Linked DNA regions of Homo sapiens: region 2 is linked to region 1. Evidence: read pairs that join two places in POLR2A ChIA-PET (ENCODE). Cell type or tissue: OCI-LY7. All regions are shown on one strand. Links, peaks and the distances in the headings refer to the core of each region. The heading gives the core; the rest is flanking DNA.

What was found. Peaks named below come from ENCODE experiments on the same cell type or tissue, not always from the same donor. Only the 100,000 strongest peaks of a DNase experiment are listed, where the experiment ranks them.
Region 2: POLR2A ChIA-PET joins it to region 1 with 9 read pairs; 1 of 35 experiments calls an interaction of 5 or more read pairs at or near these places.

What each region holds. Positions count from the first base shown.
Region 1 is chr11:7,635,121-7,644,715 of GRCh38, forward strand. PPFIBP2 (PPFIB scaffold protein 2) reads left to right here. Exons shown (of 24, transcript NM_003621.5): 14 at 432-473; 15 at 4,612-4,750; 16 at 6,359-6,500; 17 at 7,178-7,306. Among named protein-coding and RNA genes, the nearest start is that of CYB5R2, 34 kb to the right of the region's middle. RefSeq lists an enhancer at 4,284-4,413. In OCI-LY7, for the core only: no CTCF peak of the experiment used is centred there; a DNase peak (open chromatin) is centred at 4,321; H3K27ac peaks cover 954 bases.
Region 2 is chr11:7,346,481-7,359,046 of GRCh38, forward strand. The region is part of intron 3 of SYT9 (synaptotagmin 9); the gene reads left to right. Among named protein-coding and RNA genes, the nearest start is that of SYT9, 100 kb to the left of the region's middle. In OCI-LY7, for the core only: a CTCF peak has its summit at 6,711 (motif pointing right); a DNase peak (open chromatin) is centred at 6,731.

The sequences.
Region 1 (9,595 bases), core at 108-8,107:
CAGTAGCAGGCTCTTGAGCTTGGTCATTAGAGACCAAGGGAGCCTGCCCTGATAGAGACCCTTCAGTGAGCCTGTGCTGCATACCATCCCTTGGTCTCCAATAATGTTCATCAGCCTCCTTGTTGATACAGTGGAGAACCATAAAGGCTGAAGTCTGCAGGAGCCCTGGGATCATTCAGTGGCTCTGCTCCCATGGTCACGTGTCTCTCGGTTGCCATGGTCATGTTGCTGGCAGCTGCCCAGGACATCTGTCCATGGAGTTGGACAGGGATCTTTCCTGCCCTGGATGGTGATTACTTGACATGAAGATGTGGAGGGAGGGGATGCGCCTTTCAGATTTAAGCAAACAGGTAGTCCTGAGTTGTTGCTGTTTGTGAATAACACAAGTCTCTTTTTCTCCACATAAACGAAATCCTCATGTTACTCCATAGTGTATGGATGGGAACCAGCCCTTCCCGGTGTTAGAACCCAAGGTACATTGACTTCGTGCCCCGTCGTCTATTTGTGGTTACACTGTTTGCTAGTATTTTAATTTAGCAAGTCATAGTTTTCATAACCTTAAAATGTGCCAACTGTAAGGAGTAAGAGGGCAAGAGGAAAGACGCAACTTTTCTCTCCCATTTTATTTTTATGTGCACTCAGCTATTTAATATGCTTTTGCTATCATTATCTGTGGGACAGGATTTATTATTATCACCTCCATTTTATAGGCTCAGAGAAATTAATCTTTAACAAAGTAATCTAGATTTAATCACTGGGAAGGGGATTGCTACGATCTCAGCACACTGAAGAACGTGACAGCTCTCATCCTTTCTGTGCTGATATGTCATGGTTAAAAAAACACAAGTGTACACTCAGTCCCGCTTTGATGAACAAGTTATGTTATAAAAATTCCATTAGGACTGATCTTCTCCAGGGAAGCCTGTTGTGGAAGAGGATTAAGTTTTTAGGCCAGTGCACAAAATGTTGAGCCCATAAAGAAATGAAGATTCATATAATTAGCATGATTTCAGCCACACCCAACCACCATTTATAACATTATATGGAAAATGTATTGTGAGGCTGATGGCATTTCCCTTCTCTGTCCCCTGCCTCCATGTCCATATGAAACATGGAGCTTCTCATTGCTTGCTGACTTCTGCCTGAGAGGGTCATTTTATATTTTCACGGTAAAATGGGGCATCTCTGCTCCTCCACATCTGCGTAAGAGAAAGATCTTTTCTGCACGTCTGCATCTATATAAGGGGCTTCTCTACTCTTCCATATTTGTAGCAGTTGGTTCTTCAAGTGGGCAGCCATTCCTTGGGCCATCTGAACTGTATAGCAAAAGTCTTCTGCCTGCTCCCCTGCCCAGGTGCTCTGCAACACAGTCCCTTGAGCCTGGGGTTGGTGTGGTCCCTTTGTGAACTGAAAGGCTTCCTATGGCGTCAGCTGTTAAATCGCTCAGCAGTCCCCCCTCCCACCTCAGCGTCACAGAGGTCATTCGCAGGTGTTTCTAAAGCACACCTGTAAGTGACCACCTGCTCCTTTGGAAACACACCCAGCTCACAGGCTCAAGGTTTAAGACGCCAATTTGATTACCAAGAAATATAAGTAACGTAGAACTATTTATAAAGAAAAAAATGCTCCAGATTAAAAGATTAATTCTTACATGGTTTTGGCCATAATCACAATCTTATACAACCTCAGTTATTCAACATGACCACCCTCCCCTCTCACCCACATACACCACCGTCCTCCCCAGAATAGCTACACAGGTGCAGAACCGCTCCACAGTCATCTTTCTGCAGCATCCCTAACTGTAGTGTCTGGCCCTTGCTTAAACTGGCTCTTGCTTTCTGTGACTGAGAGCTCATTTCATTGGAAGACATCCTTTGTATTCTTTTGCAGCTGTGTGAGCTTCTCTAAAATGTGCATCTGCTGATCCTCTCCCTCCACATCTAGCCCATGGAAAAAGTCAATCTCCCCTACTCCTGACAGCTCTGGAATTTAAGTCCCTCATGCCCTCTCTGAGTGCTCTGTTCTCTGGGCTGAACATCACCTTCTCATGTGCATGGATCACAAGCCTTTTAAGCTGCTACTTAGTCTTCTTAGGCTCAGCGCTAGTTTCTCAATGTATTCTTCAAGTTCTGCCCTGGACCAGACTTGGAGTGTGATATTCTAGATGTAGTCTGACCAGTGCCTGCCGTGGTCTAAGGACTCCTCTTCTAGATTGCTATTTCTTTAGGCCCTGGGTATGTGATATTTCCTGTGCTTCTCCTTATCCACTGTCCGCTGTGTGCTAGGCCCTGTGGATATGTTATTTCCTGGCAAACCTGAGGTAGGAATTGTTATTCTCCATTTAGAAATGACCAGAGGTCCTGAGAGGTGGAAGAGAAACAGCTCTGTCTGAGTTGGTCTGACTCAAAGCCTAGGCCCTTTCCACTCTGGCATGCTGCTTCTCTGTTGTAATTTAAAGCAGCTGGATAATCAGTTCTACACTACTCCCTTGGCTGGGGCTTCTGTTCCCCTACAGCCAGGAGGATTGTTCTTTTTGGAGACAGGAGAAACAGAACTGGAGTTGAGCATCCTTGTTTCCTCTGCGTCACGTCTTGACATTGCACTGCCTTCCACATCAGTGAGTCATTTCTTCCCAGCCCTTATTCTTGGCCTGAGCAGAGCTCAGAGAGCCCTTTCCATTGTCCTTGATTCCTTTTTGCTGTCTTTCTTACAGGTCGGGGCTGCCTTTTAAACCCCATCCTTGGGTTAGGTATGTGTTCTCCTTGCATCTCAGCTCCTCAGGGAGCTCCCCGGGTGGCCCACTTGCTTCCTTGGCTGTCTCTGCCCTGCCTTGAGGGAGCATGCGTGATGATGCAACCAGAAACACGTTTTTGAGAGCTCTTCCCCCCTCCATATGTCGTATATAATAGGGAGCTTGGAGTCATGCCCTTCAGGTCTCTAACATCTTTGAACACTACCTTCTCACAGTCAGTGGTTCCTGGGTCTGACTGCATTAGTATAATCTGAGATAATCTGAGATCCTTGTTAAAAATATAGACATCTGGGGTGTGCTTCCAGAGGGACTGAATCAGGGACTGGGCACTGGGAATTCATGTTGTTTTACAAGTGCTCCAGGTAATTATGAAGAGCAGCCGGCACATGAACTACCACTTGGAAACTGTGGGTCTTGACCGTATGTCTGATCATGTCTAATCTTCACCTCATGGGTCATCACAAACTTGAAAATCTCATAGCCTTCCTCTCTGAAGGTTCTAGTTACTTCTACTCCACCAGCCAGTTCTTTCAGAATTCAGTTTCCTCTCACTGTATCTCTCCTTTCTGAACTATTTATGGGGAGTTAATAGTCAATGTTCAATGAATGAACTGAATCTCAAACAATTTCTAGGACATATGTTTATAAGCAAATTGAATTGGAAATATATTGGATATTTGGCCTTTAGCTAAATGGAACTTCATAAGATGTCTCAGTCACAGCAGCCTTCCATTACTGTTGTGACTTGCCAGTTTGAAATCTGTTTTGTTTTTTATATTACTTTCTTCAGGATCTAATCAGGTGATCCACAGTTGATTCCTTTAGTGACATTGCTTCAATTTCTCTTTTCTTTTATTCTCACTTTCACAGCACATTCCACTGTGTTTCTCTCAGGTTTGCAGATTAAGAGAGGCCATTGTATGCCTCTTTACCAAATAAGTGCTATCTTCTTCCTCATTTAATCAACTTGTTTCTTTGGGACCTTTCCATGGCCAGGGTCCAAGCATGGAGCTGGCTGCACTGAGGCTCTACCTCGTGCAGACTATGATCCTAAGTTCCCAAAGGAGCTTTGTTGGCATGTAGTCCTCTGGCCCATTTCTTGTTGTCAGCTCCCCCAAGGGTGTGTGTGTATCTTCATGCTTGCCTTAACATGATGTTTTTTAAGAAGCCATGATCACAATATAGGGATTTTTTCTTCTTTTGCTCCACATTTAAACTATAATTTCCCTTCTGTACCATAGCCGCTCTCAGGCAAGATCCATATCATTTATGCAGTTGGTCAGGCCCTCACAGAGATCTGCCCTTTTCTGGTCTGAGTAAGGGTTCCAATTAGCAGAAGCACCTCTCTCCTCACCACAGGAAAGCAAATCTGGGGGAAACAGAGGAGCCCAGACCAGACTGAGCTCAGTTTCCTCTCTTGCAGGATTGTTATTTTACATATATATGTATGTATGTATGATAAAACACTAGGCAGCTTTTATTAGAATGCCAATTTTCATATCCAAAGAGCTTACAGAGTAATTCACGGCTGTTAATTCATTGAGTCTCTGAGCACTAGGCCAGACAGCAAAGGCCGCTTTGCAAGACAGCTTCACTTCCTGTTAGAGTCAGTTTCAGTCAGCCCCAGATTTGCACTTGACTCTGTCCCTGTCTTACTGTGTGGCCTTGGGAAAGTTTCTTCCTTCCTTGGAACTCTGGTCCCCTTTCTCGGACTAGCTAAATAATCTTTGAGGGGTGTTCAAGTCACCATATGTGAAAAATGGCTCTTGCAAAACAGGGAGTTGTTCTGTATCCAAGGATTTCCTAACTGAGGCTGACAGTTAAGTCGGTATCTCTCTCTTTCTCTCACCTTCCAATAGGACAGCCCTTTCTTGGCGGAGCACAAATATCCCACTTTACCTGGGAAGCTTTCAGGAGCCACGCCCAATGGAGAGGCTGCCAAATCTCCTCCCACCATCTGCCAGCCTGACGCCACGGGGAGCAGCCTGCTGAGGCTGAGTGAGTGTCCAGCCCTGGTGCTGGTGGCCTCTGAGCAGTGTCCTTGGCACTTTCAATGATTGTATAAGATCCCTGCACCTACCACCACAATCCACAATTGGAGAATGGTGGGGTGGGTGGCTGGAACAAGTTGTACCTTGGGGTGGTCCCACCTCCCCAGAGGCTCCCCCTGGGCGAGCTGTTTTCTAAGGTCAGCACTCTACAGTCTCAGCAAACCAGGGTGTGTGTATCCCCTACTTCTTTTCGGCTGCAGCTTTTCACCCTTATTTCCTCTCTTCTTCTCTTCCTCCTCTCGAACTCTTTCCTGTCCTTCCTAGCATTGTTTTCCCTCCTCTCAGACACCCCCTTCTACCCTTCCTGCCCCTGGTGCTTCCTTCCTCTGTCATTCTGATCTTCTCTCTCCTGTCTCCACCTTCTTCTCTGCAGCTTCCCTATTCCCCGTAGGAGGGTATCATGCACTCCAAGTGGGAGCATTTCCTTAGGCAAATGAAGTCAGTGGCCAATGGGCAAGGGTGTCGGTCTGCAGGTATCCTTTCGGTGCGTAAGACCTGAAACCACAGAGGCTTTTGCTGCTTTTCATTCAAAATAAGCCATCTTTCCCCACCAGCAGCAAAAGATTCAATGGCCCCGGAAGGGAACATTCTGGTCCTGGCAGGGTTCTTCCTGAGGCTCCTCAGCCTCAGCTCTTCCCTGAGCTGGCCCATGCATTGGCCTAGTGAAGGCCAGCTCTGCCGTTGGCTGCAGGAACTTCAGATAAACCCTTGAATGAGTGTGTTCTAGTGACACTCAAACTGGACTCACTATGGCTTCAGATTGTTCTAGTCTGAGCTGAGTGAGCCCAGGCACCTGCACAAGAGCTGCCTGTGGCCTGGAGTATTCAGCCCCTGCTGCTGTCCCTTCCTTTCCCTGGGTGTGGACACCTCAGCCTGTCACAAAGGGGCCCCAGGAACACTTGGTCCCCTCACATGAAACCTCTTCTCAGTGTCAGTCACCACTCACCCCCTCCTTCTCCATGGGATTATTTTTCTTTCTGTTTGAGTTTTTCTCTCTTGCTCGATGACACTCTTTTGTTTATTTCTTTGCTTCCCCGTAACTCTGTTGGGCTGGACTTTGGCCTCTCTTGTTTCTTCATGTGGCTTCTCTGCTTCTTGGTTCACTGGAGATCGTGGCCGGAGTGTCAGTGCCCCCGTATTAGGTACTGTACCCATTCCAGGTGAGGTGGAGAGTGAGAATGCCTTTGTTTCCCTACCCTAACCCTCCCCTTCACCAGCACTCAGCCAGGGACCCACTACTGCCTGCGTTCCTGCATCTCCCTCTGAGGAAAAAGAAGCTGCTTGTTGGAATAATCCACAAGTACTTTGGACCCCAAATCCTTAAAATTAAAGACATTAGCTCACCTAGATTTGAAATATTGAGCACACTAATTTCTCAGCAAGGAAGCCTGGAGTCCCCACTAGTCTCTGGGATCTTGGTATGGAGTTCTGCCCTGAAGGCAGAACTGGGCAGATTCTCTGGACTCCCACTGAAGGGGAGGGCCCAGGCTTGGGGAAGAAGGGTTCCAGGGGTCACATCCTTACATTCACATTCATTGCCTTCTTCCAATCTCAGGAGACACAGAAAGTGGCTGGGACGACACTGCTGTGGTCAATGACCTCTCATCCACATCATCGGGCACTGAATCAGGTCCTCAGTCTCCTCTGACACCAGATGGTAAACGGAATCCCAAAGGCATTAAGAAGTTCTGGGGAAAGTAAGTTGGTGCCGTTGATCCTAATTATATTGCTTAGAATTTTTCTTTTTGATTGGGCAAAGAGTCTATGTAAGCCCCTGGTCCAATAGACACTGAAACAGCAGTCAAAACAGAGTGTTCATGTTCAAAGAGAAGAATCTGAGATATTTTCCAGGGCCAAGAGAAGGAGAAGTATGAAAGACACCCATTGAATATATCCAGTTGCCTTTCATGTCATGCATCCTAAGCACCCACCCATTCCACACACCCTGAACATAATCTCTGCAGCTTATATTACATTGGATCTGGCACAGACACAGATGAGACTGTATTCTCCCTTCTTAGGAGTCAGTCTGTTTTAAGAAATCTTTGAAAAACCTTTGAAAGCCAAGTACTTGCTGGCCCAACTGATCCACTTTGTGACATGAGGCAGAAACTGGGGCCTCCTACAAGGCATCAAACTTTGCTTTGACTTCTATGGCAAGTGACCAAATCCCAGAGGCAGGATCCGAATTGAGGCTTGAGTCTGGCCAAGGAGCTGCGACAGGTTGTGATCCTTGATCTCTGGGAAGGTACGGAGAAGCAGTGCTGCCGAGAGTCCCTGTGCTGGCCTGCATGGCCTTGCAAAAGAGGAAGCACAGTGACTGTAGGCTTTCTGACTATTCCATGACCGTCTCCATGGATTCTTCTCCATGCAGAATCCGAAGAACTCAGTCAGGAAATTTCTACACTGACACGCTGGGGATGGCAGAGTTTCGACGAGGTGGGCTCCGGGCAACCGCAGGGCCAAGACTCTCTAGGACCAGGGACTCCAAGGGACAGAAAAGGTAAGGCTTGACCCACTTTCCTTTGATCTCCCTGCTCTGAAAAAGAAGTATCTCCCTTCAAACCTGCATGGGTGAATCTTTACTCCTGTGTTTTGCGGAAACCCCTTTCCATATTCTCTTCCCCAGTCAAGCAGTCCCTACAGTACGTCATTTCCAGCACAATATCTCCTAAGTTCTGAGTTACTCAGCCAAGATCAGTACTCCTGGAGGTCTTCCACAGGATTGGAATGTGACATTTTATATCTAACCAAAAGGCAAAAAGTAAGCTGTAACTCTCTTCAGTTTAGTCACCTCAAGATTGCCATATACCAATGCAGAGTACAGGTAATTACTGGTTATGATATGTATCATTCAGATGTCCGTTCTCAGAAATAATATAGTCTAGATTCCAATTAAGGAAGAAAAGCATTTCCCTAAATGCATCATATTGTTTGCAGACCTGCATCCCCTGCGGAAGGGAGTCTTAGCTTATTTTGCACATGGATATGATACTGCACTTCCCTGGCTTGCCAAACAGGTTTCTAGTCTTACCAGGTCCTCCTCGTGCATGAGACCTGGGACCTTTCCAGATCCATTTATTCTTCGATGAGTATCCCCAGACTCCAGGAAGCTTGAAAAGAAGCATGAGAATGTGTAGACCATTAGCTTTTAGAGGCTAGAGAATCTAAGGACATAGTCTAAGTAAGTCAGAGACCAATTCAGAGCCCTTAGAAAGTGAGCCAGGGAAAGCTTTACCTGTATATTCAATAATTAGATATTCTAATTTACTTGGCAATTTTCTCAATGTAGACATTACTGTTGTTTCTGATTTATCTGAGCTGAAAAAAAATCAAGCTATAGTAAGCTTGAATGATTGATCTTTGTTTTAATTCTGGCTAGTTCTTGAAGGATTGACTCTAGAAGGGGAATCATTGGGTCAGGGTATAAAAACTTTCCTAAGACCCCTCAGCATTGTCCCTAGAGTAGGAGAGCATGGTTAGGGAGCTATCTGTATTCTGACAGTCACTTTAGGGTATGGGGTGACCAGGGTCAGTAGCTTTCTTTGCCAAAGGAAAAAACTGCAGTTCCAGCCACAGGCTGCTTTGTTCAAATGTCTTTGTGCTTTATGAACCGTAACAGTGGATGAGAAAGGGAAGACGTATGAAGAAGTCCTGATGAGATTGTTATGTTTATCGTAATGGTGCAAAATGAATTTGCTCGTGGAAAAGAAAGGCCTTGTGACTCTTAACTAGAAATTGATATATGTTAATGTCCTCTGGTGATATTTATAATTTCTAGATATTAATATTTAGGTGTAGCTTTAAAACTGTTGTTGCTAGTATTCTTTAGGAAAAGTACTTTGATACTGAAAGCCTCCAGCCCCAACCTTTTTTTGTTCAATAAAACAATTGATTTTTTTTTAAATATGATATTTGATAACATTGTGTAGGCACTCTCTCTCAGATTATGGATGAACACATTTTATTTTCTTTCTTCTCCCAGGTAAAGTTTTACAGAGTTACATTCCAGTCAGCACTGCTGGACAGAGTGCGCCTATTACACCCACATCCTTGTCAGCATTGAGTAGTTAAATTTTTCTTTTTCAAAGTTTTCTACTTTTATGAACCTCCAAATTTCCTTTTTATTGGTAATTTAGTTTTCATGTTTGTCCTTTTAATTCTTTTGTGAATTATCTGCATTTTTGTTCATTATTATTATTGTATTTCTTATAGATTTCTAACTGTTCTCTATTAAGATATTAAGTCATGTCTAGTAATTGTGACAAAGTATTTTTAGGTTTGTAGCAGAATTTTACTTTTGCTTCTGATACTTTGATACATGGAATTTTTATGTTTATATAGAATTAGGTTCATCCACTTTGTGAATTCTTTCATCATTTTGTTTTAAATTTTTTTCTGTGATTTTTAAAAACTTTGAATAATCCATTTAGGAATTATTATAGTTTGTGAGTTTATTATGAGTTACTATTTTTGAGAAAAAGGCAGTAAAGTATAATGTTTAAGGCAAACAGGCTCTAGAGCCACATGGCTGGATCCCACCTTTGCGGAGTGTTTTTTTCCTGAGTTGATCTACTGACTGTATTGCCCTTCAGGACTCCAGCTTTAGGAGAGGTCCCCAATCCTACTGCTCCCCTACCCTGGGCCCCATTTTGTTTCCTTTTCCTACACGCATGGTGAGTCAGATTCATCATGAATGTAAAGATGCTTAAGCTTCAGGGACCCTCCTTTGTATGGAGCCCTTCCAGGGTCCAGAGAAAGTCTGATCATAGTGTTAACAGGGCCAGGTGTT
Region 2 (12,566 bases), core at 1,737-9,736, 290 kb before region 1:
ATTTATGAATCCAAAGGTAAGAAGTCAAGTGTAGCCCTTCTGATGTCTCTGTCTTCTCTGGGAGGGAAGAAACAGGGCTGTGTACTGAGCATATGGAAGAGCCTCTGCCTTCAGGGAGCTTGTGGTCTTTTGGCGTGTACTGCTCTGATGATTTCTTTTATAGTAACTACAAAATCAGTCTCACTTCAACTTGCGTCCCTTTTAAATTTTAAAATGTTTTACTTTTCAAAAATAATTTGCTGGATTTTCCTTGATTATGTAATCTGTCTGCTCAATACAGAAAACTTGAATGAAAACAGAAGAGTAGATAATTCTGATACAAAGTCACCTATAGTCCCTCTGCCCTAAAGTAACCACTGTTAAAGTTTGATATATCTTTCCTGTATAATCTCTGTCCATGGTTCTTCACTTGCAATTTTTATATGGTTGTGACACTATTTTGCCTGCTTCTTTGCTGTAATTTGTTTAAGTAAGGAAACTAAACACAAAGTTTTGTCTCAAAGGACCATTTCTGCAGGTGGGTGGGGCCCCTGTTCCTGAACAGGGCTTCATTCCCTTTGTCCATGTTTGCTGAGATCAGGGCTTCCCTGCTAGCCAGGCATCCCTGAACAAGCCAAAATGCAGAGCACAGCCTTCAAAGGAAGCTTGTCTGTCTTCTCTCTTTGGAGGCTGAGGGGTCACAGTCAGCGTACCCAGAAGAGAAGCTGGGACTTATCAATTAACCAATACTGCTTTCAAACCGTTTTCATCAAAATATTTTTTTTTTTTGAGATGAAGTCTCACGCTTGTCCCCCAGGCTGGAGTGCGATGGCACGATCTCAGCTCACTGCAACCTCTGCCTCCCAGGTTCAAGCGACTCTCTTGCCTCAGCCTCCCAAGTAGCTGGGATTATGGGCAACTGCCACTGTACCCGGCTAATTTTTTTTGTATTTTTAGTGGAGACGGGGTTCTACCATGTTGGCCAGGCTGGTCTCGAACTCCTGACCTCAGGCGATCCACCCACCTCAGCCTCCCAAAGTGCTGGGATTAGAGATGTGAGCCACTGCGCCCAGCCGAACTATTTCCATCAAAGCATGGGGAAGTTTCATATGCAGCTTCAGGGATCTTGGGGCTGGCAGCTGTCAAATAAGCATGCTGTGGGAACTGGGGAGTCAGGAAGATTGTGGATATGTGCTTCTACTTGTGCCTAGAGGAAAAGGTTTCCTCTTGTTTCACAACAGCCTTGGCCAGCAGCTTTTTGAGGGAGTGGGAAGCAGGACAAGGAATTTTGGTGTCTGCCAGATTGAGACAGGGATCAAGAACTGAGTGAGGACAGAGCGTGAAAGAGTGGTCTCAGGCCTCCTGAAGCATTTGTTCTTTCAACAGACAGGCTCCGTGCTAGCACTAGAATGCCCATGGAAACTGAAGGAGGAAACCACAGGCTGGCAGAAGGCTAAGTCTGTGGCATCAGAGCAGGAAGCAATTCCGTGAAACAGCGACTCTGCTCTAGCTACATTTATTTCCCTCTGTTCCTGGAGGAGTGAGGGGAAGGGGGAGACATCCTTTTCTAACAAGGGACTTTCCTGAATACTTGGATTTTATATTAATTCATGCTTTCAGAATTTAAAGGAACTCTTTCTGCACAGAGGGAGTCCCCCATCAGGTCATGCAATGTTTAACAATTATGGTTTGGCCACATTCTCCTAGAAAAACTACAGGACCTCCCCCTTCAAAGACATATACAACTCCAGGAAGCCACCTGAAAATCTTGTGTTGGTCCCTGTACCAACTCTACCCCCCTCCTCAGTCTCTATTAATCTGTTCCCAAAAAGAAATGTCACCAGATGGCCCTGCAAATGTCACCTGGCCATCAGCATGGCTTCACTCAAAACAGGGAGGCATTAGAGAATCTAATCCATCGTTCATTTCCATCATTTCGGGTCAGTTTGCATCCTTTACTGGGCATATAGTGCTTTCTTAACACACTGGGTTGGACAGTAAGATCTGTAATCCTGCTGATATTAAAGAATATTGCTTCACGTTTAATGGAGGAAGGTCCCAGTGACTCACAGATACTGAACATTCTGTAAGAACTCCTCTCTTGTTAGCATTTAATACCAGATTTTACTGCCCTCAGCTTCATGAACTGAGCACTCCCTCAGCATTCTCAATGCCTCAGGCTATCTTTAGCATTTAATCCCTTCCAGGTATCAGAGCCATCAGACCTCCTTTTTTTTTTTTTTTTTTTTTTTTTTTTTGTATTTTCAAAGTGCGGATGGGTGGATTTTAGGAATTGAGCTGATCCCTTTTTAAAATGGGTTTTTCTTTTACTGTCTCTTAGATTTCATATCCAGTCATGGGCATCAGACCCGTATCCTGTCTCTGCTCTGTGTATTTCTCCATTCTAGCAGTTACAGAAATAGCTGAGGGAGGTGTGACTGGTTCTGGAGAAAGAAAAGAAAGCTGAACTCCTCACGCTGAGGAGGTTGCAGGGCCACAGCTAGGCGGGCTGGGGGTGGGAAGATGGCTGTACTGCTGGGCTGTCAGGCAGAGGGGCCACACATCCAGATGTGCTTTTGAGCTCCCCGCAGCTTTTAGGGAGTGGCTTCCAAATGAGTCATAAAACTCAGAGGTAGGTTTGGAATAGGAGATTTCAAGTGGGCTCCTGCTCACTGTCAGAGCCACTTACTCTCTTTACTGGGGATTAAAGAACTCCACGAGCATTGCCGGGGACTGGGGGGAGGGGAAATTGTTTAATGGATACAGAGTGTCTAGTTGGGGTGATGCCAGCATTCTGGAATAGACAGTAGAGATGGTTGCACAACACTGTGAATGTACTTAATAGCCACTGAACTGTATACTTACACATGGTTAAAATGATAAATTTTATGATGTACATTTTACCACAATAAAAAATATACAAACACACACACACACACACACACACACCATGAAAACTCTCTACCAGAGTGCAAATAAGACTTGGAGACAACAGAGAAAGGCGCAGGCCCAAATGCACAGAGTTGCCCCTGCCTCCAGCCAGTTGAGGTGGGCTGCGGGCAGGGGTCATGTTCCTACAGGGGCCACCTACTCATCTTAGCAGAGACTCCATACAGCAAGGGCTGGGTTTCCCTCAGCTTCCCAGAGCCCAGGCCTATCACCCTACCAACGTCTGTCCCAACAAATCCATGCACATTGCCTATATGCCAGACCCCAGTTCTAGTGTGTTTTCCACTTAATTTTCACAGAAGTGAAATAGCTATTATGCCCATATGACAGAATAGGAAAATGAGGTATAGAAGGGTTCATTACTCGCCTAAGGCCACACAAGTGATAAAGGTGAGATAGCATTTAAATGTAAGTCTATTTGAAGCCTGTGTTCCAAAACTCAGTTTTCCCGATTATACTACACTTCAAAATATCCATCTTGGTAAAAAAATAGGTCCTGAACAATGCTTCCATCAACTCTAGAATAAAAATGAGTTTGTATCATGATTTGAATCCAGTACACTTCAGAGACACTGGCATTCTGCTGCTTTCATCACACTCCACCCTGTGAGTCACTCATGCCAGGGGGGGACCCACCGAGGATGCCTCATGGGTCAATATAGTTTTTGCTGAATAGATGATACATCAGAGGCTGAATAAGGATCAGGCTGGCCGGACAGATTTCCAGAGAACTAATCAATAAAGGGTACTAAAACATTGAGGTGGAGGAACCTATTAATCTGTATAACTTTCTAGAAGAACATTACATATGGTTGGAAATAATACCTGAAGAAGTGATGACATTCCCAAATAGCTCAAGTTGCAGTAGATGCTCACTAATATGTCTTCTGAAGGTGTAGGTCCAGGCAAATGCAGGCTTCAGGCTTGAGCTATTTGGGTGGTAAAGGAAAGACTAGCACTGTCTCCAACAACCCTCTTTGTCTACCCATCAGAGCAGCCAACTTCTCATAAACACTGAACAGATATTTAAATAACATCAGTTTGAAGAATGGCCAAAGTCACCTCCTACCTGAGCTGCCTACGTGCATTGATCTGTCCTGCAGGCCACAAGTTTTTATCCCCTCTTTCCTATGTCTCAGCCTACTTCTGCCTCATAGATACACACCTCAAAATGCAGCCCTGGGGCCTGGGCTCACTTTCCTTCATCTTCCATATCTCAAGGCTTATGTTAGAGCTCATTCTCTTTTCTTTCAGGTCCAATCTCTTCTCCTCTCAATGCCCACTGCCACAGCTCCTTCTTTGGTGACTGGCATTGCTATTGCCACCACCACCAACTTTCAACCTGAGAGCATGATTTTTCCAGAAGACGTGATGTAGAAAGAGAGAGAAAATAAATGCTACTTGCATTTTGACACTATCTAAAAGCAAACAGATAAATGTTTAGCTTTAAAAACATTTCTAAATGTGTAAAACAATTATTTATAGTGGATTCTTGACCCTGATCCCATTGCTCACTCTCAACCTATGTGTGAGGGATGGTCACTTATGGAGTGAGATTAGGCGTGAAGTAAGTATCAGGGTAACAAAACCAGTGATTTTTTAAATGATGTCATGATTTTGTCTTAAAAAAAGTCAAGATCAAAGCGGCCAGCTAATAAAGTCCTGGTCCTACATAAATAACTAGGGTTTTAAAAAATTATCTTTAATGATTTTTTTAACCTCCTTGAAAAAGATGAAGTGGTATATATTGCCTGTTTCTTAATGGTTAAGTATCATGAACTTTGGTGGGGAAAGAAACTGAAAGCCCAGTAATTCCCTCGGTCTTTATATAAGAAGAGTATTATCTGAATGTCGTTTGGGGCAGTGGTTATATTTTTAAGCATCTGTCATTCATGCTAATTGACCAGGGATGTGGCTAGCCAGGGTCAAGCTCCCACAGTCAGTGCAAGAGGGCCCTGAGGCTTTGGGCAGCCTGTCCGATGGCAGCCACCTAATGTAGGATGCAGTGGCAGTGCTGGCCCACTTTTGAGAGCAGCCGCTGAGTTACGGACTCCTTGTGTGGGAGCTGTATGTCGGACTGGAGCTCCAGACTGCTCATTCCCTGCCCAGAGCCTTACCCTGTCATCATTGATTTTATGGGGAAAGAAAGCATCTCCTTTTGTAAACACCACACCAGCATCTTCAATAAGATGATGCAATGGGATTAATGATGCACTTTCCAGCATCCTCATCGATTCTGAAGATGGAAGTAGAAACTTGAGATGAGACTAAGCCATGTTTTGTCAACATTTTGCTTCTCTAGCAAGCAAAATATCCTCAAATTGTGAGTTTACTTGAAAGATATGCTGGTATTTGAATCCCCAGGGCTGGGAAGATTCTATTTTACAGACATCACCAGGAGTGTGACACTCAGGCCTGAGAGTAAGGAGAAAGGAAGGAAAAATTAATGAGTAACCAACCACTCTATTTCAGAGTCTGTTGTATGGGTGAGCTGGTGGTGATTGGCTTGCAAATGTGTTTTCCAGGAAAAAAAACTCTACAGGAGTGGTGGGAACAGGATGGGAGTGGGAGGGCACAGAGGGACCAACAGACCTTCCTTTTCTTTGCAGGTCTAGGTCTGAGGATGGCCCAGATGGTGAGCAATTGTGTGGCTATTTAGTCAAATCCCAACTAGCTCAGCAGATAACTGAACATCCCTGAGGGGCTTGGGAAATATATGTGTTTGTGAAGTGCTGTGAGAATTTACCCAGTGTAGCTCAATCTGCCTCAGACTGACTTCTGACATAAATGAATTTTAAGAAAGTAGGCGTTTTCCTTCTTGAAGAAGCATAAACTCATATTAGGTTAGAATCTCAGGAGTTTGTATTCAGTTGATGTCTAGGCACATCAGAGATGGAGAGGAGATAAATGTCTCTCCAGCAAAGCCGCTGGGTTTGCACACCTGTCCCCAATATCTACACTGGGCTTGACAGAGGGTTTATGTAGACTAGTCAGAAAGTTGTGCAGCAGATATTCAATACTGAAATCAACGAATGCACTTTATTACTCACTTGCCTACTATCCCTGGATGACAATAAGACCTAGATCTACAGTTTAAAGTTCAGAAATATATGATGCTTCTCGATGGTTATGATCTGAATAACAGAAGTGAAGCGTTAAGGTAAATATTGATGTTATTTAAGAATACTCAGTGAACTAACAGGTCTCTGATGACTGTGTAATTTATGCCTAGCCCCGTGAAGAATAGTACAAAATAATATGACATGTGCTCCCCTGCACTTGTTATGGAAGATGAGACACACCTATGAAAAGCTGAAGTAGCAACACAGAGCAGGATGCATACAAACATGTGAAATACACAGAGATTACTGTGAGCTAGGAAGACGAGAAAGGCATCAAAGAGTAAGCCATTTGGTACTGGTCCCTGAAGGTCTTGACTGCGTGCAGTGATCTTAAAAGTGGGGTGTGAGATGACATACACTAGGGTGCAAGAATAAAATAGTAGGACTTCTATTTATATTTTCTCATCTTTGTTATTTCTCTTTTGTATGTTTATTACACACATAATGTTAGAATTCTATACACGTATAAAACTTGTAAGTAAGTAAATATACATATATGGGGTATGTGCCCCCCAATTTTTTGATGTGCATGTGCCAGTTACAAAGTTATTTTCTTTCAGCTTCAAATTCACCCTTCATTTTCTGCTCTGGAAAAGTCAAGTTGGGACCTTTAAATATATTTCCTTTTACCACCCAGAACAATGTTAAGCTCTGTCAGCAGAGGGCACAGGAGAGGCATTGCAAGAGGAACGGGGTTTTTTTCTTCCTAGCTCTGGTGTCCTCCCCTGAGGCTTCTGCAGGGAGGCACACTTCCTCCAGCCCCCAGGAACCACTTTCCTGCAATATGGGCAGCAGCTTCAGTGCAAGGCTCCACAACACCCATGGCCTCTCCGGCACTCAGCCCCTGCAGCATATAGCAATCAGCAGCACCCAGTGGGCAGCAGCTTCCCCAGGAACCCCCTTGGCGAGACACCTTCCCATGAACAGCTTTTCCTAGCACCTAGATGGCAGATTTCCGGTAAGTTCTACTGGTGCAGTACCACATTGACTTCTCTGCCATTCAGTGAGTGATGGCTGTGCCCTCTCCAACAAGGTCTGTGTTTCAGCCTTGAGGGCAGGGAGGATCTCTTCCTTGAGTGCTCTGCTCCTCATATCTGCTAATCCTATAGTTTTTAGAGTTCATTGTACTTCTTGCTAGCCAATCCTTCATTAGTTCGATCCTCTGTTATAGTATTTATTTATATTAAGCTTTCCCTGTTTGAATTACTGGATGGTTTCTCTCCTGAATGGGTCCGGACTGATTCACTGCACTTCTATTCATAAAAAATTTTGAGCATGCACTGACTGCCAGTATATGTATATTTTCTTGTTTATCAATTATATTCATGTATTATTTGACTAGTTTTCATGAACACATTAAAAACATACACAAAATTTTACTAAGATAAAGATGAAATATTGTATATTTGAAATATTGTCTTTGAACTATCTTGATTGTAATGGCTTTATACTACAATTAGCAAATATCTGAAGTAACAATATGAACCAAATATGGTGAATCATTAATAGTAATGATTGAAATTTAAATTACATTTCAAATAATGATTTGATTGGAATTAAAAGAGGGTACCTGTGTCCATCTTTATGTTCACTTTGAGTAGACTTTATTTTATTTTTAAAATAACAAACTTCAGAGCACCACATTGCACACCTCTGGGGCATATGAATCCTCTTTGGACACAACTGATCTAAGCTACCCCCTTGTCTCCTTTCTGGTCCATCACCTATACTCCAGCCATAGTGATCCACATAAAAATCACATCACTCACTTGCTTAGAGCACTTCATTGGCTCACCATCAGTCTTATGATAAAGTATGAAACTTATCTATAGACAATTCTGAGTGGGCTTAGGCCATGGTGAATGTGATGGTCCAAATCCTGGCAGAACCAACATCTGTTTTTTTCTCTAGTCTTGTCACCTACCCTCGCTTGCCTCACAAACAGGCCTGAGGTAGGGAACATACACTGAGGGATGCTGCACCAGGGCTTTTCCTGTTGAAACCCAGGCCCTGAGGCTTGGACTTCCTTCCTTTAATCTGACATGTGACCCCTCCTCAGTTCTGAAAAGCTCCTAAGTAGATTGAGTAATTCCAGGTTCTACTTTCCCATGCTGTCTGCTGATTGTGTGCTTCTCTGTTCTTTCTACAGCATAATGCACTGCTACTTCATTGCAAGAAGCTTCTTATGTACTGGGCCCAACTTGATGCTTTACAGTTTGTTCTTAGGCTGGAAGTGTCAGCTTTTGGAGTGCAGGGGCAGTTGAAATATATCTGTCATCTAACTTGGCACTATCACCTTCCCAAGCACAGTGATATTGCCTTTCACACAGTGATGGCATTGCCTCTCAGGAATACTCTCCCAGGCTACCCCTCCACAGATGCTATGGTACCATTTCTCCCTATGCCTCAGTTTCTCCTAAAGATATTAACACCTGAATTTACCTATGAAGTTGTTAAAAAAAATGAATTATGGCTTGGACTAGTACCTGTAATAGAGAAGGGATTTTCGATACACATTAATTATTATTTCTTCAAGGTCGACAACCAAGATAAAAGTACGTTTCCATAGGTTTTCTCCCTGCAACTCTTCTCACACACTTCTACACCTGACTCCACCAGAAATCTGAAAAAGGCAGAATGCTCTTTCCTGCTATCGGACTCCTAGATGGGAGTTTCCCAGCAGGCACAAGTGCCAGCTGCAGGACACAGGTGTGCCACTAATGACCTACAGGTATGCTGAGATACAAATTTCCCCTCAGCTTTGTGGGAGGCCAGGTGGGCTCTCTTTACCCCCTAGCCTTACCTTCTCACCTGGTGGGGTTACCCCAGTGTGCACCAGATGTGGCTTCCTGTGTTTACCACAACACAAAATATTAGGGAAATGCTGTTGGAATTACCTTAACACTCTTCTCCTAGTATCTCTTCTGTTGATCTTTCTGGCCTCAACTCAAATCTCACCTTCTCCTTAAATCCTTTCCTGCCTTCCTCAGCTAGAAGGAACAAAAGCATGTATGTGATGCAGGTTACCCCACCTTCTTCCATAAGCTTCTACTGCAGTTATTGTCTGATCCATTGAGTAGACAGTTAAACAAATACTCAGCTACTGTCCTTGAGACATCACTTATATGCTATTGCGAAGTGAAAGAGAAGGATTGGCAGTGGGATTGATGGAACTCACCTTAGAGATCATCTGGTCAAATGATATATAGACAGAAAGGAAGTCTTATCAAGGTTAAGTGGAACTTGTTCAATGTCACCTGGAGCTGGAATTGGAGGTCCACGATTCTAATAACTGATCCACAGTTGTACTGCTTGCATTTCTCATGCTGTGTCTTTGCTCCCAAATATACCAGGAGCTCATTGGTGGCCCAGTCCCTTCCTGATTGTCTTGTGTCTACCACAGTGAGCCTGGCCCAGGGCCTTGCACAAAGTTGGAGCTCATGAGATGTTTCCTATATGAATCTAATTGGTCACACTCAAGCATTTTCCTTTGCTTTCATTTGGGAATCAATCCTAAATCATTCCAAAGGGATGATAGTTTCTTTTCTGCTCATGATCTGTTTCAGGTCTAGGATGATACAACTGATAATGTATTTGAGCCTGTCCAGGAGCTGAGATTGGTCACTGTAGTTACAGTCAAAAAACGGTGATGATCCCATCAAAGGATGGAAGAAGCAGTTCCAAGAAGCTAATTGGAAAGACTGATGAGTCTACCATTTGTGCTTTCAAACTTGAGTCGTTTTACTAGTTCTCAAAATTTAATTTCAATACCTTCTTTGAAATGCGGACATTCAGCATCCACATTGTCCCTTGGGTGAAATGACTACTCCTGTATTTCAGTGTTCTAAATTATGAGCAATTAACATCAAGGCTGTAGCCTTAGCAACCTGTGCCTGGCTTGGGGGCTTTGCCCCTTCTGCTGGTTCTGTTTTCTTCCTCCCAACCTTCCTTTGACTCCCTGCAGTGCGAGCCCTCCAGGGAGGGAAGAAGGAGGAGAAGACACCCTGCTGCACATTACTTTTCTGTACTCCACTGATGCTCCTTTCCTTTTGTGATTTAATAACTTAAACATCTGACTTGAGAACATTGGAGATAGTAACAAAAGCCACTTTTTGAACCTTATGAGTCCTTTGGAGACAACTGTCACATTTTACAGTAGATGCAATTAAAAGTAATTTTGATCATCAGTAATAGAAGCTTCACTTACAGGTTCTATTATTTGGAATATAGTTATTTTTTATTTCACTTTTTTCTAGTCATATTGTAACATTAAACATGCAAATTTATGCATTCTACAATTCTACACTAAACTGTTACTGTGTGCCAGGCACTGCACTGCTATGTTCCAGGTTCCCTACCTTCATGGTGTTTCAGCTAGGAGAATGGTGGACCGTAAGCAAATGATTACACAGATTGTTATTTAATTAAAATAGTGAGAAGTAATGCAAGAAAAAATACAAGATACTCAAGGAACCTGAACCAAAGGGGTAAAATCTGGTATGAAGAGTCAGGGAAAGTTTTCCCAAAGAACTAGCATTTATGGTGAGGCTAAGGTGTGAATAGAAAGTACCAGAAGAAGAGGATCAAAGAGAAGTTGTTCAAAGAGAATTTCGTGATGAAAAATCAAGCCATGTTAAGTATTTGAGATTTTTTTCCCCTAAACCACCATGGAAACCTACCGAAGGATTTTTAGGAGGAAAGTGATATGATCCTATTTGCATCTAAAAAATAACCCTTTACCTATTATGTAAAAAAGACAGTGTCTTGGGAAATTGTCAAGGACTATGTTAATATCATCTTACCTTGATAGAATAGCAAAAGAGAGCCAATATCTGGTGTTTGGAAAAATATAATACAAATAAAGCATAAGACAAAAATAATATTAATTTTACACTGGTCTTCAAAACCAGTGTGGGTATTACTAAATGTCTCCTCAAAGATGGTAATGCAGATGAACCGATAGTAATTGGGCCCCAGCTTCTCTGAGAGAATCCTAAAGATAGCAAAGCAGTGTGAAGTAAGCTTCCATATATGCATTTGTTTTTCTCTGGGCATTCTTTTTTGTTCCATCAGTTTATATTCCATCAATTGCATCAATATAATACTAATTATATTAGTAATTGTTGAACCTGCTACCATGAATCACCTCTCACTCAACTCCCAGCACAAATTTCCTACTCAACTTTCCTCTCCTCCCTCTTACATGGATTGATTATTCTTAGCCCTTCATTATTCCCTTAGAATTTTAGAATCAGGTTATCCAGCTCTATGAAAACCAATGTAACCATTTTTATTTTAAAAACTGCATTGCATTTATATATTAATTCGACTAGAATTTACATCTTTATAATATTGACTTTATCTATAGACATAATTTATTTCTCCATTGATTTAAGTGCTCATTAAGTCATTCAAAAATATTTATTGAGCCATAATATGTGCCAGAAATTATTCTAGAAACTGTTAAGCAGCGGAGAATAAAAGCAGAAAAAACACTGGCTTTTAGGACTTTATACTCTAAAAAAGTATAAAAGTGGGAGAAACAAATAATTACAAAAAATATACATGTTAAGAGGTGATGAGTACTGCGAAGACGAAAATGGTATAGAAAGGGTTAAAGAACGACGAATACTGTTTTATAGAGGGGTCATAATAATGGTCTTCTTAAAATCATAAGTTTTTTTAGATTTATTTATCAGTACAATATAGTTTTAGATGCTAGCATAGACATTGTCTTCTTTTAAAGTTATGGTTTTTTTGGCTGGTGAATAAAAATGCTATTGGTTTTTGAAAATTGATTTTATATCCAGGAAATTTTTATATTTGGTTATTAAATTAGTTTGCAGATTCTCATAACGATTGTCATTTTCAACGTAACACAATTTTTCTTCCTTTTTAATCTTCCAGCTGATTATTATTTTTCTTAAGTAGGGCACTGTTAGGTCCTCCTGTACAATATTCTACAGAAATGGGGCAAGCAAGTATTCTTGTCTTGTTCTTAAAGGGATGGTTCTAGTGTTTCATCATTAAGAATGATGTCTTTGGTGAATGTTTGATGGACATATTTTATCAGATTAAAGATTCATAGCTTGCAAAATATATTTCTCATGAATGAGTGTTAAATTTTCATGTTTTTAGAAAACCTAATGAGAAGATAATATTGTTTTACATTTTCCATTTCCATCATGCTATGTGGTGGAATACATTATTAGATTGTCTAATGTTAAGTCATCCTTGAATGCTGGTAATAAACCCTACTTTGTCATGATTTATTATTTTTTTCCATATATTGCTTCATTTTCCCTGCTTCTAATTTCTTCAGATTTTTTTTTATTATACTTTGAGTTTTAGGGTACATGTGCACAATGTGCAGGTTAATTACATATGTATACATGTGCTATGCTGGTGCGCTGCACCCACTAACTTGTCATCTAGCATTAGGTATATCTCCCAATGCTATTCCTCCCCCCTCCCCTCACCCCACAACAGTCCCCAGAGTGTGATGTTCCCCTTCCT